Linked DNA regions of Homo sapiens: region 2 is linked to region 1. Evidence: chromatin loops called from intact Hi-C (ENCODE). Cell type or tissue: heart left ventricle. All regions are shown on one strand. Links, peaks and the distances in the headings refer to the core of each region. The heading gives the core; the rest is flanking DNA. Region 1 holds the start of LOC105375587 (a long non-coding RNA gene). Region 2 overlaps LOC124901782 (a long non-coding RNA gene).

Evidence for each region. Hi-C counts contacts between places; a loop is a spot of excess contacts. Peaks named below come from ENCODE experiments on the same cell type or tissue, not always from the same donor. Only the 100,000 strongest peaks of a DNase experiment are listed, where the experiment ranks them.
Region 2: a loop joins it to region 1, with 3 times the contacts of the local background. A loop is called at or near these places in 23 of 110 quality-filtered maps.

What each region holds. Positions count from the first base shown.
Region 1 is chr7:155,249,406-155,265,007 of GRCh38, reverse strand. LOC105375587 (a long non-coding RNA gene) reads left to right here and starts at 10,902. Exons shown (of 5, transcript XR_001745437.2): 1 at 10,902-10,992; 2 at 11,476-13,095. LOC105375588 (a long non-coding RNA gene) reads left to right here. Exons shown (of 5, transcript XR_928227.3): 3 at 323-549; 4 at 1,401-1,549; 5 at 2,076-2,115. In heart left ventricle, for the core only: no CTCF peak of the experiment used is centred there; DNase peaks (open chromatin) are centred at 6,950 and 7,237; H3K4me3 peaks cover 636 bases; H3K27ac peaks cover 1,257 bases.
Region 2 is chr7:155,182,194-155,197,795 of GRCh38, reverse strand. It overlaps LOC124901782 (a long non-coding RNA gene), which reads left to right. Exons shown (of 2, transcript XR_007060602.1): 1 at 1-534; 2 at 809-2,211. Among named protein-coding and RNA genes, the nearest start is that of INSIG1, 110 kb to the left of the region's middle. RefSeq lists a silencer at 11,571-11,825. In heart left ventricle, for the core only: a CTCF peak has its summit at 7,016; a DNase peak (open chromatin) is centred at 7,013; H3K4me3 peaks cover 281 bases; H3K27me3 peaks cover 1,875 bases.

The DNA of each region.
Region 1 (15,602 bases), core at 3,689-11,688:
CCATCTTCCCAGCCCACATGGCCTTCCTGGTTCTTACCTGTGAACCTGCTGTTTCTCTCTGCTCGAAAAGCCTCCAGAGTCACACAGAATGCATCTTTCTTCATGCAGCGCGAGGTTCTTGAATAGCCAAAATGCCCAAGCATGATGCAAAGCCCTTTTAAGAGTTATTTATCATTAAACCTCACATTGATCTTAAGAAACAGGAAGATACGGTTGAGGGTACAGGCTCAGAAAGGTTAAGTGATTTGCCCAAGGCCACATGAAGGACCTGAATCAAGGTTTTCTGGCTCCAAATTCAGAGCGTTCTGTTATACTCTCCTAGTTTTATTGATCATGGTACTGCGCAAGACTTTTCAGGAGAGTTTGGTCATCTCCCATGATGCCAACTCCAGAAGATTAGGAGTGGGCCCCTGTGCGAACAGGAGGTTGTTCTGGGGTCCATGAGAGGCGGCGGTCACACTTCCTAACACGTTCAGCTGACGCTGGTGCAAATAGGACAAAGGAGGGGCTCTCACCCCAAACATTCCAGTCAGGGGGACGGAACTTGGTGTAAGTGAGGGGATATGGGGGCAGCAGGGAGCCCAACCTTGCCAGGAGAGCTCAGAAGAGGTCTCATGGTGTGTGTGTGTGTGTGTGTGTGAGAGAGAGAGAGAGAGAAGAAAGTTGAAGAGTGAAAGCCCATAGTTGCTTAAGGCAGGAGAACTGATGGGTGAACTTTGCTATTATTTGCTACACTCTGGGAAAGTGTTTTATTCTTAGCCCATGTCTCTTCCCAGCATGCACACACTCACACTCATACGCTCACACACTAACAGATACACACACTCAGACATACTCCCACACTAACACTCAGACACATACTAACACTCAGACACCCACTCACACTCACACACACTCCCACACACTAACACTGAGACACACACACTAACCCTCAGACACACACTCACACACTAAATGCAGACACACACACACTAACTCTCAGACACACATACACAGTCACACATACTCAGACACATACACATACACTCAGACACACGCGAACACGCAGACACACACACTCACACTAACACTCAGACACACATACGCAGTCACATATACTCAGACACACATACTTACACTCAGACACACAAACTCCCACGCACTCACACACACACTAACACTCAGACACACATACACAGTCACACATACACTCAGACACACACACACTAACAGTCATACTCCCACACACTCACACACTTGCTCACTTGTACCCACTTCCCTCCCTGCTCTCGCCTGCCTGGTTGAGGGGTCCACAGCCACGCAAGACCACCCCACGCCACTGCGGGGCGCCAGGCATCAGCTTTCTGAGCCCTGAGTGGGGTCCGGTCCTCTCCCCTTGGGCTTTTTGGTTTTGGTCTTAGAAATGTTCGGGGAGCCATGGGGGTCATCCTGTGCCCTCCTCCTGGTCTGTTCACCAAGCTCAAGAGGGAAGACAAGTGATCAGAAATCCGCAGATAGTGAGCAACAGCGGGAAAGGACTCACCAGGAAGGAGGCAGCCAAGAAAGAGCAGTGAGTGGAGAGGCAACATGTGCCACGGCGCACCCCGAGGGGAGGATGCACCCTCCAGCGAAGGCTGCACCCCCAGGGAAGGGCTCACCCTTGAGTGAAGGCTGCACCCCGAGGGAAGGGTTCACCCCAAAGCTGCACCCAGAGGGAAGTGCTCACCCTGAGGGAAGGGCGCACCCCAAGGGAAAGTTTCACCCCGAGGGAAGGGCTCACCCCTAGGGAAGGGCGCACCCTGTGGTAAGGGCTCAACCCGAGGGAAGGGCTCACCCCGAGCAAAGGCTGCACCCAGAGGGAAGTGCTCACCCCGAGGGAAGGGTGCACCCCAAGGGAAAGATTCACCCCGAGGGAAGGGCTCACCCCAGGGAAGGGCTCACCCCTAGGGAAGGGCTCACCCCGAGGGAAGGGCGTGGCTGTGTGGCCCAGTCACCACCTTGATTAGAGGCTCCTCATCTGGACCTCTGCAGAGAAAGGGGGCCGACAGTAAGCATTTTATTTCATTTTTGGTTTTTGTTTGTTTGTTTTGAGACAGGGTCCTTCTCTGCTGCCCAGGCTGGAGTGCAGTGGTGCAATCTTGGCTCACTGCAGTTTCAACTTCCCAGCTTCAAGCAATCCACCCACCTCAGCCTCCCAAGTAGCTGTGACCAGAGGCATGTGCCACCATGTTCAGCTAATTTTTTAAATTTTTTGTGGAGACAGGGTTTCGTCATGTTGCTCAGACTGGTTTTGAACTCCTGACCTCAAGCCTTCTGCCCGCCTCAGCCTCCCAAAGTGCTGGGATTAGAGGTGTGAGCCACCGCACCCAGCTAAATTGTAAACATTTTCAGTGTGAAGGAATTAGTTTACATTAAAGATGTTTCCTATGGTTGGTGATTTTGGAGGGTGATTTGGGCTAAGGCTGATGGGAAGGGGAGGGCCGTGAAAGTGGCACCCCATTGACAGACGGTGTTGGCAGGCTGGTCTGCAGGTCTTCCGGTCTCTGTCAAACATCCACAGACAAGACAGAGCAACATGGAGAGGTCCAGGCCCACATGGAGATGCATTTATCTAGCATTTTCTCCTTAAGCAGAAAAGATGAGCTCGCAAAAAAAAAAAAACCAGCACGACATTGACCTTGAAATTCCATCATTATTGTAATTGATCACAAGTCAGCTGATCACTAGGCAACTCCGCTTTCATCACCAACTGTGCAAGGCCAGGAAATCCACACGTGCCCTCCTCCTTGTGTGGTAGACGGCCGCCAAGATCGCATTCTTTAGATCACGCCGAAAAATCTCTGCTGACATTTTCATGTCAAACAGGAGTATGTGCTTACGGAGGAAAGAACCACTTACGGTTCTCAGTGGGAGGTGGCAGAACACAGCTCTGGGTAACTGAAGCAGAAAAGGAATTGTTAAAAGAGTATTTAAATATTCCTTTAAATTATTAAAGCGATTATTAAAAGAATTATATATTGTCTAGCTCAAGGAATGGAGGTGGCGTGGGGAGGAGAACGAGTTTCCTAGCCTACCACAGCGAGAAAGATGCTGGGAAAAAGGACACTGGGACCCGCTCAGGGAAGTCTCTACCACCAGCACTACTGGCTGCACACACAGAAGGGACCTCAGGCTAGAGGCTGCAGGCTGCCGCTAGACCTGCTGACACCTCTGCCCATGGGAACGGCGTGGCCATCCAGGGTGGTGTCTGAGCCGTCTGAGTTCTGGGAGTCACTAGCTTCCCGGCAGGGTAGGCTTGCAGCTAGGCTCATGGGTGCGAGTGCCCCTGTGGGCAAAGCGAGTGCTGGCCTCTGCACTTTCTGAATGTAGTGTAGCTACGTTCAGATCCTGTGTCACGAGTTGGAGGATTCACCAAACACTGGGAAGGATTTCAGATGCCTGGTGGCCAAAAAAAGGATGGCAATGTCCACTGTGGCAGAAAAGCTCTCTGGAAGTCCAGGAACCACTGCTGGAAAGCTGCTGTTTAGGAGCTGGGTCAGTGCAAGAATGAGAGGGCGCCCTGTGTGGCTGCAGGTGACACATTCAGGGCACAGCCAGGGAACACAGTCCAGCCAGATCAAATGGCCTGGCCCAGAGCACCATTATTAAGTTTTACTATGGAATTGTGCTTGTGAAGTAAAGGGCGTTCTAGACCGTGTTGGGAATATGCACTGAACACAGAAGAATACGCTAAACTGAAATACTGTAGGCTGCTGTGACCAACCTTTTCTGGGAATGTGCAGAATGTACAGAACTTGAGACCTTAAAGTGAGGGCAACTGATGCTCTCGTCATCCTGGAAGCCGGAAGTTTGAAGTCAAGGTGTCGGCAGGGCAGGCTCCCTCCGAGGGTGGGAGGGAGAGTCTGTTCCAGGCCTCTCTACTGGCATACTATGGTGGCTTGGTGTCTTTGGTGTTCCTTGGCTGTGGACATGTCACCCCCAGCCCTGCCTCTGTCCTCTGGGGTCTTCTCCCTGAGAGTCTATGTCTTCACAGGGTGTGGCATCTTCTGTCTGGAAAACAGGTTATCTGCTTCCCAAATGCCATGGTGGGACAGGCAGAAGAAAGCCAGTCCCCTTCCAAAGGGGAGAAACTGGAGGGAAGACGCTGTCTCGGGTCCTAAGCAACACCCCAGCCCCACAGGGCAGGTTCCACTGGGTTCAGGGCCTGCGGTGACTGTGTGGCGTGTGCTCTGTGCCCTGCACCCCTGCACCAGGCTGGAGTCGAGGCTGAGATTCACAGCAGGGCACAGCCTGAAGGAGCCACTGAGCCGTCTGCGAAGACACAATGTCAACAGTGGAACGGTCTGGGCCCCCTTCTGAGGAATAAAGACCGCAGCCTCCAGCCAGGAAGCAGGAGACTTGTTAACTCTGACTCCAGACATCACGTCCAGGGAAAACGAGGCTGGCGGAAAGGTTTCATCCTGATATTCTACAATCAAACTTCCTGACCACCGACGCACAGAGACGATGATGACACTTGTAGTTTAGGCTATAACCGAGAGGACACCGGTCCTCAAGATTTAGGGGAGTGGAGAGCAGGGATAGCAGATGCGTGTCCTGAGTGCCAAGCATCGGTCAGGATAAAGCTAAGCTGCTGAAACCTGAAAACGTGGGTGCTGCTCGCTGACAAGACAGCTCCTGGGGGCCGGCCCGGGTCAGGGGTGCAGGCCCAGGCTGCCGTCCAGGGACCCAGGTTCTCCTGGGCTGGGATCTGCCACTTTCAGGGCAGAGTCCTCCTTGTGGCCCACTGTGGCTCCTGCTGGCTGGAGGGGGAGAGTGGAAGGAGGTGCTAACTGCATGGAGGCTGCCCCAACCTCATCCCCATGGACGAGGGCAGGAGTCTGGGTGGAGAGCTTGCAGCCACTGTTATGCAGACCCTGCTGGCTGCTGCACTGGTCACATAGTAGTAGGTACTTTGTGAACACATGATTGCTCATAAATCAAAGCACAGCAGAGGCCAGCCCTCATCACAACGGAGCAGGTGGCCTCCTCCAGCCCACGCTGCACTTACTGCCTCTGGGAGGCTCTGTCCTGTGATTCTGTGGAGTGGCAGTCGGCAGCTCAGTACTTCCTGCACTGGGCTTGCTGGCCACACATCCCAAAAGCAGGGGCCTGAGGGCATGAGCAGGAAGGACATTGAGGAAAATGCAAAGGACCTGAGAACAGGCTGGGGACACGGGTCACTAGGTGATTGCATTACCCGGAACCTAGTCCAGCGATGCCTCCTTTAGGTCAGAGAAGGGTTCCCAGGGCCAGGGAGTGTTTACAAGAAAACTCCCTTGGCAATGAGCCTATACTATAACTTGGGGATATGATTTTGGCACCGTGAACCCAAACCAAGCTATGGGTAGATGGGGATGTGGTAGGGCCCCACTGTTCACCTGGCAGTTCAGATGAGCTCCTTGGCCATCATCCTGTAATAAGACTGATGGCATGGAAACAGACGGTGTTGCATCACTGAGAAAAGATTAGGATGGCTCTCATGAGGACCCAGGTCCATACGTATCACCAATTGAGAGACTTGCTGACGGCCCTCAGACAACAGCAGGGTGCCCATCCCCATCTGTCCTCACCCATCCCTCAGCCTCCACACGGCCCAGGTGTGACACCCTGAGTTTGCAACGAAACAAGGAAAGGAAAATCAGTGACCTGGACACTCAGCTCTTAGGATATTGTCCTTATAGTGGTTATATCTACATATGCGTGTGCTGCATGCATCTCCAGAGCTCTGTTGTGTGAGTACACACACATCCACACACACACAGAGAAGAGAGAGAGACACAGAGAGACAGAGAGAGAGAGAGGAGGAGGAAGAAGAAGGAGGAGGAGGAGGGGAGGAGGAGGAGGAGGGGAGGAGGAGGAGGAGGGAAGGAGGAGGAGGAGGGAAGGAGGAGGAGGAGGGAAGGAGGAGGAGGAGGGAAGGAGGAGGAGGAGGAGGGGAGGAGGAGGAGGAGGGGAGGAGGAGGAGGAGGAGGAGAAGAAAGAAGTCCAGAAACATATTCATGTAAATTTAGGCTGTGTTTCTTCCTGGAGGTATATTGAAAGAACAAGTCTACAAAAATTATATACATATAGGCCGGGCATGGTGGCTCACGCCTGTAATCCCAGCACTTTGGGAGGCCGAGGCAGGTGGATCGCAAGGTCAGGAGATTGAGACCACCCTGGCTAACACGGTGAAACCCCATCTCTACTGAAAATACAAAACATTAGCCGGGCATGGTGGTGGGTGCCTGTAGTCCCAGCTACTCGGGAGGCTGAGGCAGGAGAATGGCGTGAACCCAGGAGGTGGAGCTTGCAGTGAGCCAAGATCGCGCCTCTGTACTCCAGCCTGGGCGACAGAGCGAGCCTCCGTCTCAAAAAAAAAAAAATTATATACATATAAAACAAGGCTTTAATCCCTTACAATGCCATTGCATTACTTTTGTAATCAGAAAAAATATAATTGTGGTACAAATCAAAGTTTAGGTTGAAATATTCATGTCATTGGGATTATTTTCCAGCTTGAATTCATCCACATGATGTCTTCCACTGGATCTTCACCCTGGGCAGGCCCAGTGTTACTCATGCGTGTGGTTGGAAGGAGCCCAAAGAATGTGCCTACTCTGAAATAGTTGCTACCACCAGGCCTGGTAAGGGCCTGACATTCACAGCCTTAGGGACTGTCTTTGAGATTAGGGCATAGTGTCTCTCTCCAAGATCACGACTACAAAGCAAAACCATGCCACATGTCCCCTGCAGGGACGGCTCCCTGGGGAGGCCTTGGGAGCACAGTGGCACAGCCAGATGGAGACAGACCTGGAAGTGACCTGGGGAGGGCAGGGGCTCGAGCCAGTGGGAGACCGTGGGGGTGGGTAGGAGGCAAGATGGGGACAGCCTGAGGCGAGATGGCCGCGACTGCTCAGGCCGAATGAGGACACATCAGGAGCGAGGATCCTAGGAGGGTCTCATAGGACGAGCCTCCTGTGTGTGGCTGGGTGTGGACGGCTGAGTCCCTTGGCCACCAGCCACGTGTGGGATCAGCCCAGCCGGCCTCTGGGTCGTGTCTGTGCATCTCAGTGGATCATCGGTGGGAGCTTTCCGGGGAGGCAGAGGGGCTCTTCCTGGACAGTGCCGCCAGATTCCCCCACCACCGAGCGGCATGCCATGGCTCGGCTTGCTCCTCACAGCCTCGCCCCAGCTCTGTGGCTGGATCCGTGCTTGTGGCTAAGCCTCTTGGCAGCTCCGCCTGGATTGCTTTCAAGTCCGCACTGCCGCTCCTCCCTCTGAGTCTGTGAACGTCTCAGGGGACCTTCCACACAGTTTATAATATTGTCCCTCCTCTAGGCTTACCCTGGTCAACTTTCCCCAAGTCGGCGTGTGCCTACTTCCCACAGAAGTTTACAGAAGCCGGAAGTCCCGTCAGGGTATTAGGAGGAAGCCTGCATGTGGCGGATTTAGCCTCCTGGCCTCCTTGTCAATGGTCAGGATCAAGTTCTCCATCTCCCGTGCCAAGGAAAATACAGGCTTTGGATATGAGAGATTTTAGATGTGCTCAGCTTAGTCCCAGGCTTCTTTTTACTCAAGGACATTTCCTGGTACTTTGACCTTGCCAGGCGCTTCCAATTACTTTGTTTAATTATTTTCTTCTATTTTTCTGGGTCTAGGAGCGTGGGAGTTCTTTGATGTGGCTTAACCTGGTGTGTAGAAGCCACTGGTGCAATGGCTAATGATGCTTATTTGAGGCAAGTGTTTTCTAAATTCTCAAGGTTTCCTTTTTTACACGTAAAATTCTGACCTTGAGGAAGTTGGGGACTTTTCTGTCATTTAGGCCAACACTGAGCAATTAACTTTTTAACAATCCCAGGGCTTTGCATCTTTGTTTTTTCACTTTGATTCTTTTATGTCTAACAGTGGGAAAAGGTAGCATCTGAAACAAATTAATATGTGGCCCAGGGGCAATTCGAAACAATCTGGGCAAAAGTCCAATCATATTAGCTGCAGCATCAGAAGCTGGAGTGACCCTTGACTATGGACACAATTCCTATCTGTGCTGGGAGAGGCCTTTCAAAAAAAACCCCCGAACCTTTTAGGTTTTCAAGAGTAGATAATAGTAGCAGTAGGTTCTTTCTACCCTACTCCGAAGTCATTCCATTTCCATCTGGATTCCTTAGCACTTGTGTCCATCTCTGGGCTACACGGGTGCTTTTCTGTGCTCTCCTGTCATTTTCCATGCGCACAGAAAGTGGGTAAAGTAGTAACGCAGGCATAAACCGGAGTTATCGTCTTGTCCCTCATGACATGATAAGCCTCGTGAACTCAGAGACTGTGGACATTTAATCTCTGCACACAACACCAAGCATAACAGCTCACTCACGAACCCTGTGATGCTGGATATGGGGTCTGCTCGGTCCTCCCCCTTGCCCCAGGCCTGCTAGGGACAGTTTGTTTTTGCTGGATCATCTGCAGGCTCTCGCCATGCAAAGCCAGTGTCTTAGCTCAGGCTGCCGTGGCAAAATACCACAGACTGGGAGTTTCCACAACAGACAGTCATGTCCCCCAGTTCTGGAGGCTGGGAGTCTGAGATCGGGGTGCCAGCAGGTCAGGGTCTTCCTGGGCTGCAGACGGCCACCCTCTCACTGTGTCCTTACGTGGCAGGAGAGCAAGTCCTCTGGCCTCTTCTCATGAGGGCACTCGTCCCAGCACGAGGGTTGTATCACCAGGATTGCACCGAACCCTGATTATCTCCTGACGTCCCCATGTCCAAGCCCATCACACTGGGGGTTAGGACTTCAACATGCAAATTTTGGGGGGTGGGGGCGGCACTAACACTGAACTCATAACAACCAGTAGAATGGACTGGAGCTGTGTGGCCTCCGTGGCAGTCCTCAGCCACTTGCGGCTTTTGAGAATGTGGCCAGTCCAAATGGAGACATGCTGTCAAGTGGAAGAGGCACACGGCGTTTCGAAGGCTGCTTAGAAAAAAAAAGTAATGTATCTTATAAGTAATTCATTGATATTTTGGATGTACTCGGTTAAAGCATAATATTAAGTTTCATCCTTCTTTTACTTTTTACAAATGTGTCTATGAGATAATTTCGACTCACACATGTGGCTGGTGACGCATTTCCTTTTTAAGAAATGCATATGTTTAAGGGTGGACGTGATTTTTAACATTTATGACCTGCTGTGTTGATATCCATAGACATGGTGATTAAGACAGTCAGGCAAGTTCTCAAATCCATCACCGCCCGGTCCTCCTCCTCCTCCTCCTCCTCTTCTTCCTCTTCTTCCTCCTCTTCCCCTTCTTCTTCCCCTCCCCCTCCCTCTCCCCCTTCCCCTTCCCCTTTCCCCTTCTTCTTCTTCTTCTTCTTCTTCCTCTTCCTCTTCCTCTTCTTCTTCTTTTTCTTCATCATTTTGGTGGTAAGAGAGTCTAAAATCTACTCTCCTGGTGAAGTCCCGGGGTGTGCTGCAGTGCTGTGAACTGCGATCTTCCTGCGAGCCAGCCTCTGGACTGATTCCTCCTACCTCACTGCGACTCTCTCCCCTTGACCTGCATCTCCCCATTTCTCTGGAGCCTCCCTGGTAACCCCCATCCCATCTGCTTCTGTATAGCTGGGAATGTTTTCCTCTGGGCGGGGAAATAGAAGAGCCCAGAGGGACGGGGCTGGGGAGGAGCTGGGGGCCTTGCTTATGACTGGCTCAAGCAGGGCCGCTGTGGGCACAGGGCGCTGGAAAGGCCAAGGCAGAGGTCCTAGAGAAATGCGGCTCCTGGTTAGGAGCACCAGAGGTTAGGATTCCTTTTCAATGATGTTTAGTTTCTGGATTTGAGTCTCTGAATGGGACCTTATGCAGCGAATGAGCCACAAGGAGCCGCTTTTACTTGCCTCACACACGGTATTCATGAAGATCTTCACTCAGCGCAGCATCCCTGAAGGAACGGGAAAACAAGGTTATCACAAATATGAAGGCACTGATGGTAAATTCAGTTCTTGCAGGCATAGAACTTTCTCCATCCATTGAAGCTCCCCGGAGATTGTGGTATGGAATAGAGGAGAGGAAGTTAAAATGAGACGTGGCCTTCCTGGGTCTCACGTTACTCCCGTGGAGCATCCAACTCTTGTCTAGGCTTGAGCGTTGGCCGGGGTTGGGGAGTAGAACCTCAGACCCACCATATTTTTTAGCCTGGGGGCTGGGAAAAGGGAATAGGAAGTCATAGCTGTCTCATCCTACTCAATCTTACTGCCCTTTGTATTGGAGAAGGTGCAGAAACCATTTCAGAGCAGCCTCTGTCTTGCTTCTCTTCTCCATTTCTTTTTTGTCCTTTTCTTTCCTTTTTTCTCCTTTTCTTTTTCCCCAAGGGAAGAGGAGAAAACTAAAGAAAAGGGTTTGGGCCAGATAGTTCAAAATAGAAACGAGATGGCAGGGAACGCATTCTTACAACTTTCCTGCACCAGAAACCAGGCTCCAGCACAATGCATGAGGCCAGGATGAAGCCACTGAGGTGTTAGGATTAGACTAAGGAATCCTGCAACCAGCAACAACGTTTCCTCAGGTGCTGGAGAGCAGAGGAGTGGCCTGTCTTTTAGGGAGCACAGCATGGATTGAAAACCCTGAACCCAGGCCAGGGCGGGCAGGGCGTTTGGCACAGGTGAGCGCCTGGCTCTTACATGAACCCCAAAAGGAAGCAGCATGATCCTCATGTTTCCGGTGAGGAGACCATGAGGAGATGCAGTCACCTCCTCAGGCCGCCCTGCTAGTTGGCGTTGAGGACAGGCTGCGCACCTCCCCGCTCTGTGGGCAGGTGTGCTCAGCCTTGCCAGGTTGTTACACAGTTTCCAAGACATTGCAACATTGTTGCTATCAAGTAACAGTGAGATAAAGAGGACTGCCCTGCAAGCTACCACAGCCAGAGGCTGGGTTCCTTCTAAATGGTGGGGGAGTGAGAAGCCTGTGGGCCATGGAGCTCTGGGAAGCTTCCAGAACATCAGGCTTGAGGTGGGTCTCCATCAGTATTGAGTGGGTGGGGAAGAGCCATGGGGAATGGCACAGACAAGGTACGGGGTGGTGTGGGAGGCACAGGTGTGTTTGAGGGCTGAGGGTCTGTTCACGTGGTAGAGACGTGGGGGATGCGGCTGGAAAGTGAGGGGCCAGGAACTTAGTCTGGCAGGAGGCAGTTTTCGGTAAGCAGAGGGGAGGGAGACAGTGAAGGTTGTGGAAGGATAGTGGAAACAAACAGAGCAGGCGCCTTCCACACTCCAGTCAGGAAGTGCAGACTGGGGGCTCCAGGGATGCCCCCATCCAACCCCTCAGCCTCAGAGGAGGACGGAGCTGCAAAGGAGGAATACCTCTCCAGGTCCCACAGCCAGGGAAGTGCTGTGGTCCCCACACTCCCTTCAGCTGCCCGCCAGGGACCACTAGCCCTACGTGGGTTTTTCAATTTAAATTAATTAAAATGAAATGAAAATGTCTGCTTCTCAGCCGCCCTGGCCACATTCATGTGTTCCACTGCCACGTGTGCCAGTGACTACTGTCGGGATGTGCCAGGTCTAGGACATTCCCACCGCTGCGGAAAACTGCGCTGCTTCTCCTGTGGCTGCTTCTGCCACGTGGCCTTGAAGGAAACCCACGCTCCAGGGAGGCTGGGCATTGCCTGCCCCTGGACCCCAGTCGGAGTCCCCCCTGGTGGCTGCCTGGGCCTCAGCCACGGCCCCTGAGCAGCTTCCAGCATCCCGAAGGCTCTGCCCCAGGTCCGAGGCCATTCCACGGTCGCTCCCTGCTTCCTCTCCTCCTCCGCTCCCCTTGCTTGTGTCCTTGGCAATGCCCTGCCCCAGTTTCTGCCCCAGAGCCGCTGGCCAGAAATGGCTGAGGTTCGTAGCTGGAGGAAGTGGGCCTGGGCTGACGAGGTGGCACCACTTTGTCCTGGAACATCCCGCCCCTTGGCCTGGGTTCCGCTTGGGAAACAGGCGAGGTTCGAAAGGTGAGTTTTTAGAATTGTCCAATGGCAAGCTGTGACAGTTGTGTGTACCCTGGAGCTCATCCCACCGTGGAAAACTCTGGGAATGTCTGTCTCCACAGTCCTCGGCAAGCGGCCCCAATAGTGGCATTGTTTCAAGCTTTTGGAATATTGTTTTTGGGAAATAAAGTGACTCCTGCTCATTTAGCTGTGCCAACTCACTTGTTTGTCTTATTCTTTTTGCTCAGCAGGTGGCATTTTTGTTCAGTGATTTTATTTGTATCCGCCCGTGTTCATCAACTATGACATATTAATCATGCAAATTAGGATATGATTAATGAAGGAAAAATTAATTCCGCCACTGCATCTGGGTCTGCTGTGACAGCTTAGTGAATGCCCTCATTCTCTGATGCCATCAGCAACTTCTCCAGGGCCGCTGCCGATTGATATATTAATGTTTAGGGTAAAGGTTAGGGACCGAAGCCCAGAGAGACTTTCCTCTCCAGGGCTGGTGTTACAAGCACATATTTGCCTGACAGTGCACATTTTTGAGACAGCGTGTTGCTAAACCCCGTCCTCCTTCCCACTGTGTGAACAGTTTGTAGGAGGAGGGAGTTCGCTCTGTCTTTCGGTGTCTTCTAGACTGAAGCCCACTGTGTCCAGGGCAAGCTCCCCGACCAACTCTGACTCTTGCTGTTTCCAAGGTCCCAGCTTCTTGTTTTCCAGATGCTATTTGCAGACCACGCAGTGACCCATTCGTCCTTGGTAAGTGCTCCTTCTCCTCAGGACTCTGCTCTGGAAACATGAGCTAGGGCTGCAATAAGTTTATCTTCATGATACAGAGTCCTGCAGATAATTTAAATGAGTGCCCCACATCATTTTCTCCCATTGCCCTCTGGTTAACCCTGATTTCCACCCCGCACCCGGAGCTGAGCCGTGATCTGCTTATTCCTATCTGCTTTCACTCATGTGCTCCGGTAAGTCAGGTCCACAAACAGAATGTTTTCTTGGAACTTGGATAACCTTGCCCTGTGCACCATGGGAACACCCCCTGGGAGAGATTGTGCCATTCCGGAGACTCCCTAGGTCACACTACCTCTGTCAGAGGACTTGGCTGGACCTGAGAGAGCGAGTGGGCAGTGGAGGTAGGATACAAGGTGCTCCATCAGGGAGGGGACCAGGAGGACATGTGGTCACCAGAGACCATGGAATCGCAGCCTGTGTTCACGTTGGGTCGACTGTGGATCCAAGCCTGTCCAGGGATTGCAATTTACCTCTGCCCCACCCTGAGGCCATGGAACGGAGAGGCACAAGACCGGCAGCTGAGAGTTTGCTAAGCCACCTGCCTTCTGGAGTCTCTTCACCTTTCTTTTGTTTGTTTTGTTTTTGTTTTTTTTGAGATGGAGTCTCACTCTGTCACGTGGGCTGGAGTGCAGTGTCATGATCTCGGCTCACCTCAGCCTCCACCTCCCAGGTTCTAGCGATTCTCTGCCTCAGCCTCCTGAGTAGCTGGGACTACAGGCCTGTGCCACCATGCCCAGCTAATTTTTGTATTTTTAGTAGGTTTCACCATGTTGGTCAGGCTGGTCTTGAACGCCTGACCTCAAGTGATCTACCTGCCTCGGCCTCCAAAAATGCTGGGATTACAGGTGTGAGCCACCAAGCCCAGCTTCTTCACCCTCCTTTTGATATTTTTGTGACTTCTGTTGCTGAGATGCTCTGAGCCTGGGTCCCCACCTTTTGACTTCCCTCTTGTATAGATTCATCCTAATTCTTTCTTTCCCACTAGCATCCCACCCCTTCCCTCCCATGCCTATTTATCCTGTGCCATCTGCCTTCCAGTGCCCCAGGGCAGGTGGTGGAGAGAGATGGATTGCAAACAAGAGACCTAACCCCAGTCCAGGAGAGGGAGAGGATGCTGGGAGCTTGTCATGGGAGCCACAAAGCACCACAGACCAGCAGGTTAAACAACAGGATGGACAGCCCCACAGTTCTGGAGGCTGGAAGTCCGAGACCAGGTCAAGATCCTCAGTGTTGACTCCTTTGGAGGCAGTGAGGGGGAATTGGCCCCAGGCCTCTCTCCCTGGTGGGCTGCTGACCATCTTTGGCCCCTTGGCTTAGCGATGGCCTTTTTCCTGTGTCTTGTTCTTGGTCTTCCCTCCATATGCACCCTTTTCTCTCCACAGGGTATTCTTTTCATAAGGAGCAGTCAGATTAGGGGATGCATTCCTCCAGGATGACCCTTCTTAGCTAATTACACCTGCATGGCCCTATTTCCAAGTAAAGTCACCTTCTGAGGTGCTGGAGGCCAGGGCTTCATCATAGGAATGTGGAGAGGAGGAGACACCATTCAGCCCCAAACAGGGCAAAGGTCGAACAAGGGGAGAGCAGCTGGTGACAGGAGCCCTTGGGCTCTGACAGCTCCCATTCCGCCCACCTGTAAGGGGCTCCTTCCATTGTGGGGTTGCGACTCTTATGGCAGCCCTTCCTCCTGCTGGAGAAAACTGTACTGATGGGTCTGCGGGGTCTCTGACTCAGGACACCTCCATGCTGCACTTCTTTATTGTTTGTTTGTTTGTTTGTTTGAGATGGAGTCTCGCTGTGTCACCCAGCCTGGAGTGCAGTGGCAGGATCTCGGCTCACTGCAACCTCCACCTCCTGGGCTTAAGTGATCCTCCTGCCTCAGCCTCCCAAGTAGCTGGGATTACAGGCACCCACCAACATGCCCGAATAATTTTTGTATTTTTAGTAAAAACAGGGTTTCACCATGTTGGCCAGGCTGGTCTTGAACTCGTGACCTCAGGTGATCTGCCCACCGTGGCCTCCCAAAGTGCTGGGATTACAGGTGTGAGCCACCGCACCTGGCCACCTCTCTGCTGTACTTCTAAGGAGCTGGAAGGCTGGGTAAGGGTGGCCCCAGCCGCTACCCCCTCCCTGGAGGGTTTTGAGACCCTGAAAGACACAGGCCGTGGCTGTGCAATGGAAAGAAACCATGTCACAGTCATCTTACCTTCGTTACCTGAGAAAAGCCTACATCAGCGACTGTTCTCTCTTGGGTGCAAATAGAAGAAATACAACCTAATTCATGTTGGTAGCAGGGGAAATTTATTGGAAAATTGATGCAACTCCAGGGAAGGCAGGGACACAGCTGCCTCCAGGAACAGCAGGGCCTCCCTTCCCCTCCCTGTCCTTGCTGTCCCAGAGGTGGCTGGGGGAATCTTTAAGGAATCTTGAATCTTGAGGTTGAGTTCCTTCCATGTTCTTTAGGATAGAGACTGGAACAGCGCCCAATTATCCCCTGGGTGTTAGAACAACAGCCCAACACTACTGCACCCGTCCTGAGTGGAGGGAACCTCTCCTGGGTTTCCTCACATTCTCCTCAGCACCCGGGCGACACTGAACCACGGGGCTCCCAGGGCCCTTTACTCACTGTCTTTCAGGTTACTGCCAGGACATTTCAGCTGCTGTGGACGTGGAAGGAAAACGTGTCACTGGGGAATGAGAGGTGACCCGGCCACTTCTGGCTGAGTGAATTAGGGCAAGATGCATCCCCTTCGACCCCTGGAGAGTCAAGCTTGAAGGTCTTGCAGGGTTTGTGGGTGGGTTAAAACCATGTAACACCTGGTATGGGCTGAATCGCATCTCCTCAAAT
Region 2 (15,602 bases), core at 2,408-10,407, 66 kb after region 1:
ACTCTAACATTTAATGTTTTCACTATTGTTGTTTCCCTGAAATTCTATAATTCACTTTGTATTTCCCTCTGACTCAAAAGTTGGTTAATAAGGAATCATACGATTTCTAGGTCAAGGCCTTTTTGGTTTTGTGACTTTCTTATCAATTTCTAGTTTCATTGCATTGTGATTAGAAAATGTTTTCTGCATTATCTCTCCTCTTTAGAACTAATTGAAGTTATTTGTGTGGTTTATTAGTTAATTTTGGAAGTGTCCCATGGTCACTTGGAAAGACAATATAGTCTATATTTTTAGGATTTAAAGTTTAGTAGATATCCCTCAGGTATACTAAATTGATCATGTCATTTTGGTCTTTTATATCATTACTTTCTTTTGTACATTTGCTCCAACCTGGGCTGAGAGAATTTGCATTTTCTATAAGTGACCACTGGTACCAGCCAAGGTGGAATACGTGCACTTCCGTCTACCGTCCCACTGGGAACGCTGAAAACTCTGGGAGGAACATAAAGAACAACTCCCTGAGCCCTCTAAAAAGTAAGTAACGACAAAAGGATGGGCAACTGATGTCAAAACTTGATAATGACCCCAAATGGGGGTGAGTTTTGCCTTGTTCCTCTTTCTTTGTCTCTTAGCTCTGACCTGAGGGTGGGTTGAATCTCAGAACTGTGCAGTGGGCCCAGAAGACAAAAATCTGGGATAAAACCTCTCTTTCCAGCCAAAGGACCAGGAAAAGGGACCCCTGCGTGCCAGGGAGTGTGGGAGAAATTTTCACTATTCTTTTTCTTTCCTCTCTTGACCCTGACCCAAGGCCAGCTCCAGCTGTGGAGCTGCACCACTATGCTGCTGGTCCTGGTGCTGGAAGCCCTGAAACTTTGATGAAAGACCCAACTCTCCAACCAGAGGAACTGGAAATGGAGTGGGGTGAATCCCTGTTTATTTCTTCCTCTTTACTGTTGCCACTTGGCTCCAAAGATGGCCCCAGTCATGTGGAACTATACAATAGCACAAAGAATTAAAAAGCTAAGAAAAACCTGATTTTCTGGACAGAAGAAAACTGGAAAAAGAGCTCCAGCTGTTTTAAAAATGGGGGGATAATCCCTGTTAATTTTTTTGTCTTTTCTTTTACCAATTTATTCCTAAGGTAGTCCTAGTCACGCAGAGCTGCATGGCAGTGCGGGAAGCTAAATCTTGGAGATAACACTATCTTTCTGTCCAGAAGAACCAGGAAAGGAGAGCCCTGAATGCCAAAAATTGTGGGAGATATCCTGGAAATTGTCAGTGAACTTGAAGATTAATCAATAGGAATTACACAGCCTGAAGATTGAGAGAAAAAAAAATGAAACAAAAACAGAGCCTCAAGCACCTGTGAGACAATATCAAAAAGTCTAATACTCTTATTATTGGAGTCTCAGAAGAAGAGGAGGAGGACACTGGTGCAGAAAAATATTGAAGAAATAATGGTTGTAAACTTCCCAGACTTGATGAAAAACGTATATATATATAGGTTCAAGAAGGTTAACAAACTCTAAACAAGATAAACTTAAAAAAAATGCATTGTAAATGAAAATCAAAGGTAAAGGAAAGACAATTAAAAGCAACCAGATAAAAACAGTATACTATGTATCAGAGAAGAGTACTTTGGATAACTGCAAATTTCTCATCAGAAAATAGGAAGCAGGAAGATGGTGGAACAACATCTATAAATTACTGAAAGAAAATAATTGTCAACCCAGAATTCTATATCCAGCAAAAATATCTTAGAAATGACAGTGAAATAAGGACATACTCAGATTAAGAGAAAGTAAGAGAATTTGTCACTAACAGACCTATAAAAGAAATGCTTAGCCAAGTTCTTCAGGAAAAAGGAAGATGATCTGGAGGAACACTTGGAACTTCAGGAATGGCATTAGAGCAACAGAAATGATAAATATCTGGTAAATATAATGAATTCTTTTTCTCTTTTTAAATTATTTAAAATGTATATGACTGTTGAAAGCAAATATTGTAACATTTTCTGGGTATAATTATTACTGAGATGTGGTACATATGACAATTATAACATAAGGAGAGGAGGATAAATGAACCAATAGAGTCATAAGCCTTCTATAATATACTTGAAATGGTAAGATATGAACTCTAAGTGGACTATAAAATGTTAAATATATGTATTGTAATCCCTAGAGAAACTACTAATAAACTGATACAAAAAGATATAGCCAGAAAGGACAATGGATTATTTAAAATGGAATAAAAAATATATTCAAATAACCCAAGGAAGGCAGGACCATGGGAAGAGGGTAACACAAAGCAAAAGAAATGAACAAAATCTCCTATAAGCCATGTGTTTTTGCCTATTTTCTTTGTCTTCTCTGTAATTTCTGCTTTTTGAAAGCCTCTTTTACAATACTTAGTCTGTTGATATTCATTACTGCTAATTTTTTTTATAAATTATGAGGCAAAATGATTCAAAGTACCTTGACTTTATTTCATTTAATGTTTTTTGTTTGGCTGAAAAACTACCTTGTTTCATACAAGGACTGAGACCCCTGCTTTTTCTGTTTTCAATTGCAAAGTGGGGACTGATCCTGGCATCTGTTTCACATCAGCCGGTGGATTAACATGTTCATAACAGGTAAAACCCCTATGCCAGGCTTCCTCAACCTCTGCCTCATTGACACTTTGGGCCTGGTGATTCTCTGTGGCAGGGGCTGCCCTGTGCCTTGTAGGATGTTTAGTAACATCCCCGGTCTCCGTTCATTCACTGATGCCAGCAGCACCCTCCACACCCCTCCCCAGCTGGGACAATCCAAACTGTCCCCAGACATGGCCAAGCTTGTCCAGGGGGATGAAGCCTCTCTGGATGAGAAGCACTGACCTGGACAGTGCGGCACAGGTTTGTGCTGTGTGCTTGTTCGCCATGGCCTGCATATCCCAGCTCTGTCCCGATGGCATGGAGCACGGCGGTGTACCCTCCACCCGGAGTTGTCAGGATGATTAGGACGCCCCATGCTCCCAAGGCTTTCCGCGAGGCTGTCATGACTACACAAACATCCTGCAAAGTTGCAGCTTTCAGCCCCTGCAGCACCCCGATCCATTGCCCCTCAGACCCTGCTCAGGGGCAATCCACCCCTAGTGAGGGCGGAGGAGGTGGGGGAGGCGCTGGATATGAAGCCACTGTGTAACACACAAAGCACTATTCAGAAATCAGTGTTACTATCTCTCCCTGGATGGCACAGAGTGGATTAAGGAGCAAAGACAAATTGCTGGGCTCTTGCGACTCTGACCTCTGGGTCATATTTGCTTCTCTGCGAACAATGCAGATTGTCCTCCTGCAAGCTGTTTACAGCTGAGAATAAGCAGACGGCGAAGCAGTTAGTCTCCTTCAACCTTGGCTGTTGCATCCTTAACCAATGGTAACACCTTCCTCACATAGTGCTGAGAAAGAAATCAGGCACTTATTAAATTGTAAAGCACTGAACAAAGTATAGGCTGGTATACTGATAATGATGCATAACTCTGTAGCTCTGGGGTTAATTCTCAAAAAGCACCTTCAAACTTTCTGATTAATAATAGCGCTATCCCACTAAGAACTTAGCCTCCTTACCAGATGCACACTGGAGAAAGTGTGTTCAAAGGATTCACTGTTGCTTGTTGGCTATACCATGCATTATATATCATGCTCCAACTGGTTTTAATACGACCTTATTTGCCTCTCCAAATTCTTTATAAGTAAAGGATGATGCAGTTAAAAGAAGGAGTAACAATGAACTGTGCATCAGACGTTGGGTGAACAAGCAGGCCCAGGCCCCACTAGAGGGTGATTCAACTCAAGAGAGTGGGAGGAGGATAGAAGGAAACAGGGAATGTGGCTTCCACACTGTCCCCTCCACAGCACAGTGTCTGCCCCCATGCCATGCTGGTTTTGCAATATCACCTTCATGAGTCTGTCTCTTTGTGTGATTTTGAAGCTGTTCTGCAGACACTATCATTGCAGCATCTTCTTTCATTTCCTTCTCCGGAAATTAATAACATTTGCTTCTTAAAAATAAACCTGAAAGAAAGCAATTTTATGTATGTGTTAAGTTACACTCTAGATTTAGAGCTTGTTCCACACATTCCTGTTCTGAAAGGGTCCTGGGCACTGAAAACTCTAGGCTGTAGGGTTGAGGATGTGGAGAAGGGACCCGCTGAGCTCTGAGGATGGTCTGCGGTTGGAAGCCGGGGGTCAGTGCTCAGAGGAGCAGCCCCACATACCCCATCTGGGTGGGTGCTTTGTAGTCTTCTCATGGGGAGAATGGGCTCCTTCCCCTCCGCTAGTGCCGGGCTGGCCCTGAAGCTTGCTCAGGGGTGGGAGGGATGAGGCTGGGTAACTTCCTCTTCAAATGCCTGGGGCTCTTGCTTCCCCATCCTGGGAACTGTCCTCTTGGAGGCTAGCACCTTTGTGAAGTCTGACCATTGGGACTGCCATGCTGGGAGGCAGCCCAAGTGCAGCGCAGAGAGTCGGGGTGTGTGTCCAGTTGCCCTGTGGTTCCAACCGTCTCAGCTTAGGCATGTGAGGGAAGGTATTCGCGTCCTGGGGTGGCTGTAACAAATCACCACAAACCAGGTGGCTGAGAATAACAGAAATGTCTCCTCTTGCTGCTCTGCAGTCCCGAGGTCTGGAATCAAGGTGCCAGCAGGTCCCACTCCCTCCAGAGGCCCTGGAGAGAATCTATCTTTGTCTCCTGGTGGCTGCTGAGATTCCTTGGTTTGTGGCTGCATCCCCCAGTCTCTGCCTCTGTCTTCAAGACCCTTGTCTGTCCTCTGTGGTGCTTCTGATTTCCCTCTGCCCATCTTATGGGGACACATGTGACTGTACCTAGGACTCCATTGGATAGCCCAGGATCAGCAACTCCTCTCGAGGTCCTTAACTTCATTGCGTTTTGCTGTACAACATAACAGACCCCAGTCCCACTGGCACCTCCTCCTCTGATTTCTGAGCTCCCACTGTCTGCACCAGTGGCTTGAAATGTTCTACGTATTTCCTGAAATGTATTTTGTATTATTTAATCTTCAGGTGTTGCTTTTGTGGACACCGCTAGATTGCTTGCTCCCTGAGGTCAGGGGCTGTGTCTCACGGGGCTAGTTCCTCAAAGACACGGGACACAGACTGACTCCAGCATCTGTCAAAGATTCCTCCACTTCTGACACCATTGAAGCAGAGACTCCCTTCCTTTCTCCTCTCACACAGCCTCTTTTCACCTGAAAGAGGTTTCTACTTCTCAGGTTTGGCAACAAGCTTAGGTTCCTCTCTTTGACGCTGTCTATGGAATCACAAATGCCACCTGCCTCCCCTCTCAGCCTTCATCTTTCTGGATGAAAGAGTCTTTCCAGTTTTCCTCCCTCCCCACGTGCATGCCCCGGCTTAGGGTAACCATTCCCTGTGATGCTGTGGACATCATTTCCCCAGGGGTTAACCTCAACCTCATCTCAAATTTCTCTCCTGATTCAGTTAACTACTTGAGTAAACCTTATAAACTTAACAGTTAAATATAAGACTCTCATACAAATCTGGAATGAACACATCAGAGATTTGCTTAGCCCAGACTGGGAAAGGGCAAAATTGTACAACTGGTTCAAAGAGTGGCTGACAGAGTTTTGTTTCATCAGCCAACACAGCCCCTGTAAAGGAAGTCTGCTAAGTTAGAGGCCAAAGTGATCAATATCCTACCGCAAACTAAAACCACGGCCTTGGGGGCCAGTAGTTTCAGTGATTTCATTCTCCACCAGACTGAAATCATTTGCATCTCTACTGACAAAATATCTACAAATTAACATGTAACTTCACAAAGTCTAGGCCCTAATCAATGGTAAATAGCAAGTCAAATGAAGGTCCAGTCCTCCCCAAAAATAATGAAGCCAGCCTGGGGTGGACTTGAATGATGGGTGGGTCTTGGCTGTATGGTGACTGCCAAGCACTGGGTGATTTTCTTTTTTTTCTTTTTCACTTTTTTTTTTTTCTGAGATGGAGTCTCGCTCTGTCACCCAGGCTGGAGTGCGGTGGCGTGATCTCTGCTCACTGCAACCTCTGTCTCCTGGGTTCAAGTGATTTTCCTGCCTCAGCCTCCTGAATAGCTGGGATTACAGGCATGCACCATCACGCAGGGCTAAGTTTGGTGTTTTTAGTACAGACGGGGTATCACCATGTTGTCCAGGCTGGTCTGGAACTTCAGACCTCAGGTGATCCACCTGCCTTAGCCTCCCAAAGTGCTGGGATTACAGACATGAGCCCCCGTGATCGGTCCGCGATTTTCTTATACATAGGATAGATGGGGTGAACTCAGTGGGTGCTGGATGGATTGACGGAGGACCCACCCTATGTATAGACGGCCGGGATGGATCCTCTGTGAAATGTAGTTTTAAAGACTGGCAGGTTTCCGACCCCTGACCCTGTGCCCTGGGCCTGGGCACCCACCCGTCCTCTGCACCTGCGCCTCTCAGCAGCCCTAACTGCAGAGCTCTGCTCCCGGACCCGGCCCCCGTGGCAAGTGGGAGGAAGGGAAGGCCCAGGGCCAGAAGCCGAGGCCACAGGTCAGCCCCCACCCCCACACACCTGTAATGTAAAATGCCCATTTAGCCAAATTTAAAAAGTAACCAGAAACAGGTGGAATGCATGTTAATAATGTCCTGTTTAATCCAGTCCCGCTGGAACATTAGCATTTCCACATGTAATCAATTTAAAAAGTCTCAATGACTGGCTCGCTTTTTTTTTTTTCCTACGGTCTTCAAAATCTGGCGTGCGTTTCAGTCGCCGCACGTCTCCTTCGGAGGCTGAATGATTAGCCATTGCAGCAACATGTCGCCCTAGTGGAACCATGAAGGTCCATTTAAAGGAAAAATAACGTACATAGCTTCCATCTTTCAATCTAAATTCATCAGAATAAAACGTTAGGGGTTCAGCCTCTCTGGCCGCGTCCCAGGTGCGCACCAGTCCCGCGGCCGGAGCGGGAGAACCAGCGCGCGCCGCCGGGTGTGAGTGCCGCTCAGTGGCCGCGCTTGGTAGTGCAGGGTCCCGCCCCGGGGTTTGAGATTTGAGCACATTCTCCAGATGTTTCTATGAAGATTTGGGGGTGGGAGTCGGGTGGGAGTGAAAGAATGCACAGAGAAGGAGAGTTGGAAGAAGAAGGGGTGTTGTGTATGTTCAGTTCCAGTTCACCAAATCGCTGCGGGGGGGGGGGGGGGTGATTGTCACAGACGAGGTGGCTTTAACAATCATTTATTTCTTCACAGTTCTGGACCCTGGAAGTCTGAGATCAAGTCCAAGTCCAAATCCAAGATCAACAGGGTTAGTTTCTCCTGAGGCCTCTCTTCCTGGTTTTCCAATGGCCACCTTTATATCACAGAGAGAGAAAGAGAGACAGAGAGAGAAACAGAGAGACAGACAGAGAGAGCTTCTCATCTTCTTCTAGGGCCACAGTCTTATTGGGTTAGGGTCCCACCCTTCTGACCTCATTTAACCTTAATCACCTCCTTAGAGTCCCCATCTCCAGGTATAGTGACACTGGGGGGTTAGAGCTTCAACTATAAATTTGGGGGGACATAACCCTGCCCATAACAGCAGTAGTTACCGCATTCTACAGTAAGCAACTGAGGCACAGAAAGGCTAAGACTTGCCCAAGATCACACAGAGCCAGGGCCTGTCCCACGGGGGCTGGCTCTAGAGCCCGGGTTTCTCCCTTGAGTGTCCTCAGCCTCTTCTTGATCTTCAGTACCCCCACGCCCCTACCCCTACCCCAAACCCACGTGCTCAGAAGCCTCAGCCTCATATCTCTGTTCACCAAATCAGACCCCTCCTTTCCCTTCAAGCTTGGATTTCTACTCCCTTAGGCCAGGGAGCAAAGTGTAAAACTTAATAATGGGCTTTGACTAGTCCTGGTTTTTACAAACCCGGTTCACTCTCACAGGCTTGAGTGTGTCATAGCCAGGTGACTGGAAGTTAGCTGGCAGTGTCTATTCTGAGCACGTTAGCCATGAGCTCGCTGACGTTTCTGCAGAACGCCCCTCGCTGGGCTATGTGCGGCGTGCGGGCCACGTCTGAGGGGGATGTGCTGTCGTAGACCCAGCACAGGGTCTGCCCAGCTCAGAAAGGCCTGCTGCAATTTGATTTTTAAATGTAAGCGCATTTTCATTGCACACGTTCACTCACTGGTTCATATGTGTGAACTACATTTGTTGTCACTCTAAAGTTGAGGAAGAGGATGTGTAAAATCTGAAGGTGAAGCTGGCAGTGGGCCTTTGTCCAGATAGAAGTGGATCCACTTTTGTTCAGCTCACCAGGCAGAGGCGCCTCCGCTCTCATGCCTGAAATACGAGATGATACAGAAATAGTAAGCTGCTTACAAACTGGTGATACTTACTGGCCTTGCAATGAAACAAATTCCTTGATGATGCAATATCAACCCTGGATTATCCAATATCAACCCTGGATTATCCCTAGAACAGTTAGGGCAGGACTTGTTGGAAATGCAAAATTTCAAGCCCCAGCCCAGAATTACTGAGTCAGAACCTTGGGGCAGCCCAGCCGTCAGTGTCCACGGCTCTGACGCATGTTCGAGGTTGAGAACCACTTTCCTAGAGATCAAGTCCCATTCCCAGCAGCCTAATGCAATTCGGGGTCTTTACCTTAATGCAGCCTCTCCACATTGCAGCTGGGCAATTAGAATGACACTGAATGCACCTTCACAACTTGTGTGGCAACACGACTCCTGCTGCAGGCTGCAGTGCAGTGCTGTCAGGACAGCGAAAAGCCTGTGAGGAGATCTTGGGGAGCCCTTCACTGCCTCGGGGAGCAGCCCCAGTCAGGCCAGGCCTGGAGCCTGCATAAAATGTATTTATGTCAAGGCTGGTGGGTCGCTGTGTCTCTGAGACACAACTCACATTAGCCAAGCACGCAAGATGGGCACAGAAGACCAAATGCCATTGGCTGTCTTAGGCTAACATGGGAATTGACTGTATGGGGACCACAAAACTCAAAGTCCCTTCCACAAAGCAATACTCCCTACAGGCAGATCCAAGTCAGCATCAGAAAGTTGTCTAGGGCAGCTGGGATTGGAACTTGGAAATAACAAGAATTGAATATCTAATGTCTTCAGGGTTGGGGAGAGGTTAGAGAGGAAAAAGGGTGTGTGGAGGTGGGGTACAGGTATTGATTTCATTTATGTATGACCATTTTATCCTTTTCAGAGACATGAGTCATAAACCCAAAGTCACATTTCTCTTTGTCTTAGAAAAGTGTCTAAGTAACTGACTGTTCATTAAGAAGGCAAATACAAACTTCATCTGACCACATCCTGTCGTTTGAGGCTGGCAGCAGCATTGCCCTAAATATCCACTATGGGCTGGGCATGGTGGCTCATGCCTGTAATCCCAGCACTTTGGGAAGCTGAGGCGGGTGGATCACGAGGTCAGGAGTTCGAGACCAGCCTGGCCAACATGGTGAAACCCCATTTCTACTAAAAATATAAAAATTAGCTGGGCGTAGTGGTGCTCGCCTATAATCCCAGCTGCTCGGGAGGCTTAGGCAGGAGAATCGCTTGAACCTGGGAGGCGGAGGTTGCAGTCAGCTGAGATCAGGCCACTGCACTCCAGCCTGGGCAACAAAGTGAGACTCCGTCTCAAAAAAAAAAAAAAAATCCACTATGGATTGACATAGACCCAACGCAGACATCCCTACATCAGAGCTCTCCTCTGGAGAGACTTCAGGAGGGAGCCTGCAGATCAGACGCCACATAGAGAAGGGCCCTCTCTCTCTCTCTCATGGTGGGGGCTGTGGGGTGAGTGCCTGGGTTTCCCCAACAGGGACACCCAGTGTGGGAGCACACATGAGAGAAAGGTCCCATCAGACCTTCTGGAGGCCAAGCCACGTCCTCTGCACCTGGCCTGACGCATGGGCTGAGCAGCTGTGTGGGGGTGGTCTGGACACATTGGTGCCCTTCCTTTGGGCCCATACATTTCCTCAGCCCCAGATTACACAGCACCCCCAAAGCAGAGGGCACAGCAGGGAAGTGGGGTTGGCCCTGTGGTCACCCTCAGGCTCCCCAAGATGCCAGGAAATGGATGCCCCCTTCTTTCAGTGGCACTGGGGCCCCTCCTAGCCTCAGTTCCCCAGGCATGGTCAACCCCACGGAACTCAGGTTCCCATGGGCCACTTAGCGCAGCACTCAGACCTCCTGGGCGAGTACGGCTAATGCTCTTTTGCAACCTCCCACTTTGTGCTCTGAACTGAACAGGTGCCTCTTCGGTGCTGAGGACAGTTCCTCCCATCCAAAGTCGTGGGGATCTCCAGCCAGATCATCCCTCCTCAGACAAGGAGAGCTGCTGGCATTGGCGTGGAGAGGCAGCAGCTCTTTCTGTGGCCTCTAGTTTCGTGAAGGGGCCGGGCTTGCCTCCCATGCCACTGCAGATGCCGCTTCATGAGAGAAGACGATGCTGGAGGAAAACACAGCTCAGTTTCCACGTCAGCTGCTGTGGGTTGACAGCCTGCTGCCTGCAGCCCGGCCAGGTGCTTAGGGGACAAGGAGGAAGGACCTGGCCCAGCTTGGCCTTGGTCTGAATGTAGATTCTTAGTGAGACCATGCATGGGATCAGGGTGTCGGAAACTTCTGCGAGGTCAGGTGACAACTTATTTGCAAATTATTTGGACAAACCCACCATCTATTCTATCTCATTGCACATGCATCAGGAGAGTGGGTGGCAAGAGACAGTCACAGAAGGTTTCCTGATGCAGGACGAACTTGAACTGGCCTTCAGAGATGAGTAGAATTTGACTAGGCTGAGAGTGGGTAAATGTTTTGGAGTAATCAGACAGTCAAGGACACTAGCTGCCATTCATGAAGCAGTACACAGAGCACTCCTCTTGGTGAATGAGGTCGGTGGTGGGGGTCTGTGTGGCTGGCTCGAGTCTCTGCTCTTCACCTCTGAGGCCCTTCCCCTAGGGAGAACCTTGTCATTCTGTGGCTTAGTGGCCCAGCTGGGGTTGAGAAAAGACATTTTCAAATGAGGAAAACCAAGACAATTGGCCATTAGTAAAAATATTAAAGGAAGTCTTTCAAACTGAAAAAAAAAAAGATCCCAGATGGAAATTTAGATCTTTAGAAAGAGGTGATAATCTTCAGAAATGTTAAATCAATGGCTACACTGAAAAGAAGTTTCTCCTGCTTGTGAGCCCCACCTCACAATCATCTTAACAAGAATTATGTAAGTAAAAAATTCATTATAGAAAAATTTTAAAAGCAGAAAGAAAATAAAATATTTTATAATTCTTCTAATGGAGAAATAAAAACTGTGTAATGAAGAATTAACCTTGGCTAAAGAGAGGCCTGGCCTTTGCCCTCAGCCACTGGGAGGTGACCCCCAGGTCACTGAAATGTCTTCCTGGAGAGAAGTGTCTTGTTTGCCTGGGGGCTTTGGCTACTGGACAGTGTAGCTGTGACTTATGATGAGGGCTCTGGGACATGACAATTCAGTTCTGACCCCTGGAGGAAATGGAGACAGCAGTAGGTCTGTCCATATGGACAGTAGATGCTGGAGCCCCAATAAAAACTCTGGACATAGAGGCTCAGGGCAGCTTCCCTGGCAGACAGCATTCCATGTTTACTGGGAAGAGGTGACAACATCTAGAGCTCCATGGAGAAAGGATGACCAGAAGCTTCATGTTCAACCCCTTCCAGATTCTGCTCTGTGCATCTCTGGCTTTGCCTAGTTCTAATTTATTATCCTTTCACTACAATAAAACTGTCATAGTTAAGAACAGCGTTCTCTTGAGTTCTGTAGGTCATTCTAGCAAGTGTTCAAGGTTGAGGGTGGTCATGGGATCCCTGAACTTATGGCTGGTGTCTGAAGTGAAGGCATTCTTGTGGGGCTGATATCCTCTGAGTTTGTGCAGTTTTCCTAAACTCCTTTACAGAGGCTGAGCTACAACCAGATATAACTGGCAAGGAAGGTTGAGGGGCCAGGCCCTGAACTGGAATGTCCAAGGTTTTTCAGCATTCAGTGGGGTGAGAGTCCCATTGGAAAGGGTCAAGTTACAGTTATTCTTCCCATTAGTGTGATGGTGCAGCTTTTCAGGAGACAGATGGGAAGGGAGTGCTTGACTTTACTTCAAACAATAGAATATTATTTAAGCAGATCTTTCCATAGAAGTGACAATGAAATGGAACCACTGTGACAATCCCATGCACTCTGACTGATTTAATAGGGCCTGGTGCCTTTTGTAGGTGCCAAATGAATCTTTCTGTTCAGTTAAATGTAGCTGCTTCTGCCAAGAGGATGCCTGGACCCAAGCAGGTGGAAGTCTCAAAACAAAACAAAACAAACAAAAAAACCCCACACATCAATGAGGCTTCCCAATAGACTATCCTTCAGGAAAGAATTTGTGGAGGAGGTAGTGTTTGGGAAGAGGTGTGAAGGAAGAAGGGACTGGGAGTCTACAGGAGAGAGAGGGAAGGATAGCACTAGAGATGGCAGAGACAACAGGAATGAAGTTTCCGATGTGAGAAGCACACGCTGAGCTTGGTGTTCTAGGAAGCTGCTCACGTGTGGAAGGGAGGAGGAATTACACCTACCCAAGAAGCTGGCTTGAGTGGACTGAGGCTAAACTTTAGCCAGTGAATTCTCTTTCCTGATATGCTGTGGGCTGGAATAATCATTCAGACGATTGCTGACTTCTCATTAGAAACAATGGTGGCTAGAGGATGATGGAACCATGTCTTTAAAGGAACAAAAGGGGAAAAAATGAGAACAAAACAAAACAAAAAACATCCTTTTGACCCAGTAATTTATATTCAGCAAAAATATCCTTCAGGACCAGGCACAGTGGCTCACACCTGTAATCCCAGCACTTTGGGAAGGCAAGGCAGGCGAATCACGAGGTCATGAGTTCGAGACCAGCCTGGTCAATATGGTGAAACCCTGTCACTACTAAAAATACAAAAACTAGCCAGGCGTGGTGGTGCGCGCCTGTAGTCCCAGCTACTCTGGAGGCTGAGGCAGAAGAATCTCTTGAACCTGGGGGGCAGAGGTTGCAGTGAGCCAAGATCACACCGCTGCACTCCAGCCTGGGCAACAAAGTGAGACTCCATCTCAAAAACAAAACAAAACACCTTCAATAATGAAGGTAAAATAAAATAAAGACATTTTCAAATAAGGAAAACTAAGACAATTAGCCATTAGTAAAAATGTTAAAGAAAGTTTTTCAAACTGAAAAACAAAGAGATCCCAGATGGAAATCTAGATCTTTAGAAAGAGGTGATGATCTTCAGAAATATTAAATCAATGGGTACATTGAAAGGACTACTTTCCTCTTAATACTTAGGGTGTGAGTGTAGAATAAATATGGTGTGTCCCATCCTGCCACCTGAATAGTTTGTCCAGGATTCCGGGGACACGGCTCCTCTGAGGGAATCAGCTCTGCCAAGGAATAGAGGCCCTTTACCCACTCTCCTGGTGAGCCCAGTGAGCCCAGTTATAACATCTGCAGATGGCATGCATATCAGTTACATTCAAGGAGGGGGCAGGGTACATGGAGCCATACAGTTGCAAGGATTCTATATTTTACATGAAGTAGTACAAAATTAACGCTAAGCAACGTGTGAAAAGTTAAGGATATATGTTGCAAATGTTAACAAAATAATACAGAAAGATATAGTGAACAGTATATGGGTTCTATATCCTCAATGCGAAGGAAGAGGCTTCCTTTCAAGGAATTACTGACTTCTGAGAAAGTGTGAGATGTGACTGTGGGGAGGCTCTGGAAGCTCTTCTCATCTGTACCACTCCCCCACAACATAACACATCAGAGACAACTGCTGCTTAGAGGGTGGCAGGTGGAGTGCACAGGCAGTGGTGCCCCAGGCCTTGGCTCTGACTCACTGGGCTCACCAGGAGAGTGGGTAGAGAGCCTTTATTCCTTGGCTGAGCTGATTCCCTCAGAGAAGCTGTGTCCCGGGAATCCTGGACAAACTATTCAGGTGGCAGGATGGGACATGCCAGAGTCCAAACTCCAGACTAGAACTCACTGTTCCATAGCCAGATCTCCATGACCTGTGTGTTCCTCATTTATTTAAGCAGGATTTTTCTTTAAAAGGTAGTAGTTGGAGTAAAGTTAAACCACGCTACAAAAGGGACCAACAATGCAGTGGATTAATGAACAAAGAAGTCTGCTTCTCTTGGAGAATAGTCCAGGTCTGTGCGTCTCCCCCACTTCTCTCATCTGTGGACACTTGCCATTGGAGTCAGCGCCCACCTGGTCCAGGATGGCTTCATCTTCAGATCCTTCACTTAATGGTGCAAGGAACTTTTTCCAGATATGGTCCCATTCCCAGGTTCCGGGTGGGCACTCCTTTTGGGGGCCACCATTCAACCCACTGTACCAGGTCAGCAGAAGTGATGCTGTGTAAATCTCCTTGTACATGCCGCTCAGCAGTCAGCTACTGCTGCAGAAGCCCTGTGTAACAGGCCACCCTAAGTTGAGGCACTTACAGCAACAAGCATTTTCTTCTCTTTCTCACTGATCTGTGGTTGGCCGGAGTATAAGTCAGGGTTCTCCAGAGGGACAGAAATGTAAGATACATGTCTATATGAAAAGGAGTTTATTAGGGAAAATTGGCCCACGGGATCAAAAGGTGAAGTCCCACAATAGGCCGTCTGCAAGCTGGGGAAGAGAGAAACTGGTAGTGGCTCAGTCCTAGTCCAAAAGCCTCAAAACCAGGAAAGCTGACAGTGTAGCCTTCAGTCTGTGGCTGAAGGCTGCCTGAAAGAGTCCTCAGCAAGCCACTGGTACAGGTCTCTGAGTCCAAAGGCCAAAGAAGCTGGAGTCTGATGTCCAAGGGCAGGAGGAGCTGAAGGAAGCATCTGGCAGGGGAAAAAGAAGGAAGCCTGAAGACCCAGCAAGTAAGGTGATTCCACCTTCTTCCGCCTGCTTTGTTCCGGCTGCGCTGGCAGCCGATTGGATGGTGCCCACCACATTGAAGGTGGATCCTCCTCTCCCAGTCCACCCACTCAAATGTCAGTCTCCTCTGGCAGCACACTCACAGACACACCCAGGTGACCTGCTGGGCTTGGTTGGGGGTAGAGTGGGCTGGGTTAAGGTCTGCTCCCATCTCTCTTCACTCTCCTTGGACCAGGAGCTACCCAGGGCATGTTCTTATGAATGGCTGCAGCGCAAGAGATGAAGACGAAACACATAGCACACTTGAGACCTCTGTCTTGTCCTGTTAAGAGTCCACCAGCCCCAGCAAGTCACCTGGACAGTTCCAACTCAATGGGGTGGGGAAGTGTGCTCCACCCATGCTGTGAGGAGCATCAGAGCCACAGGGGAAAGGGTGTGGGTGTGTAATCTACGACAGCGAAGGTGGAATGGGACCCGCCGTCCCGCTGGCCACAGGTGCATCCCCAGGAGTGTTTCTGCCAGGTCACAGGGTATGTGCAGGTCTACCTGACCAAGCAGTGTCAAAGCATACTTCAGAATGGCCACTCCAGCCATGCTTCCACCTGTGCTGCCCACAAGCCTCTCAGCCCTCGGCAGCTCCAAATCACTAACTTTTGCCAATCAAAAGTGTGTGAAG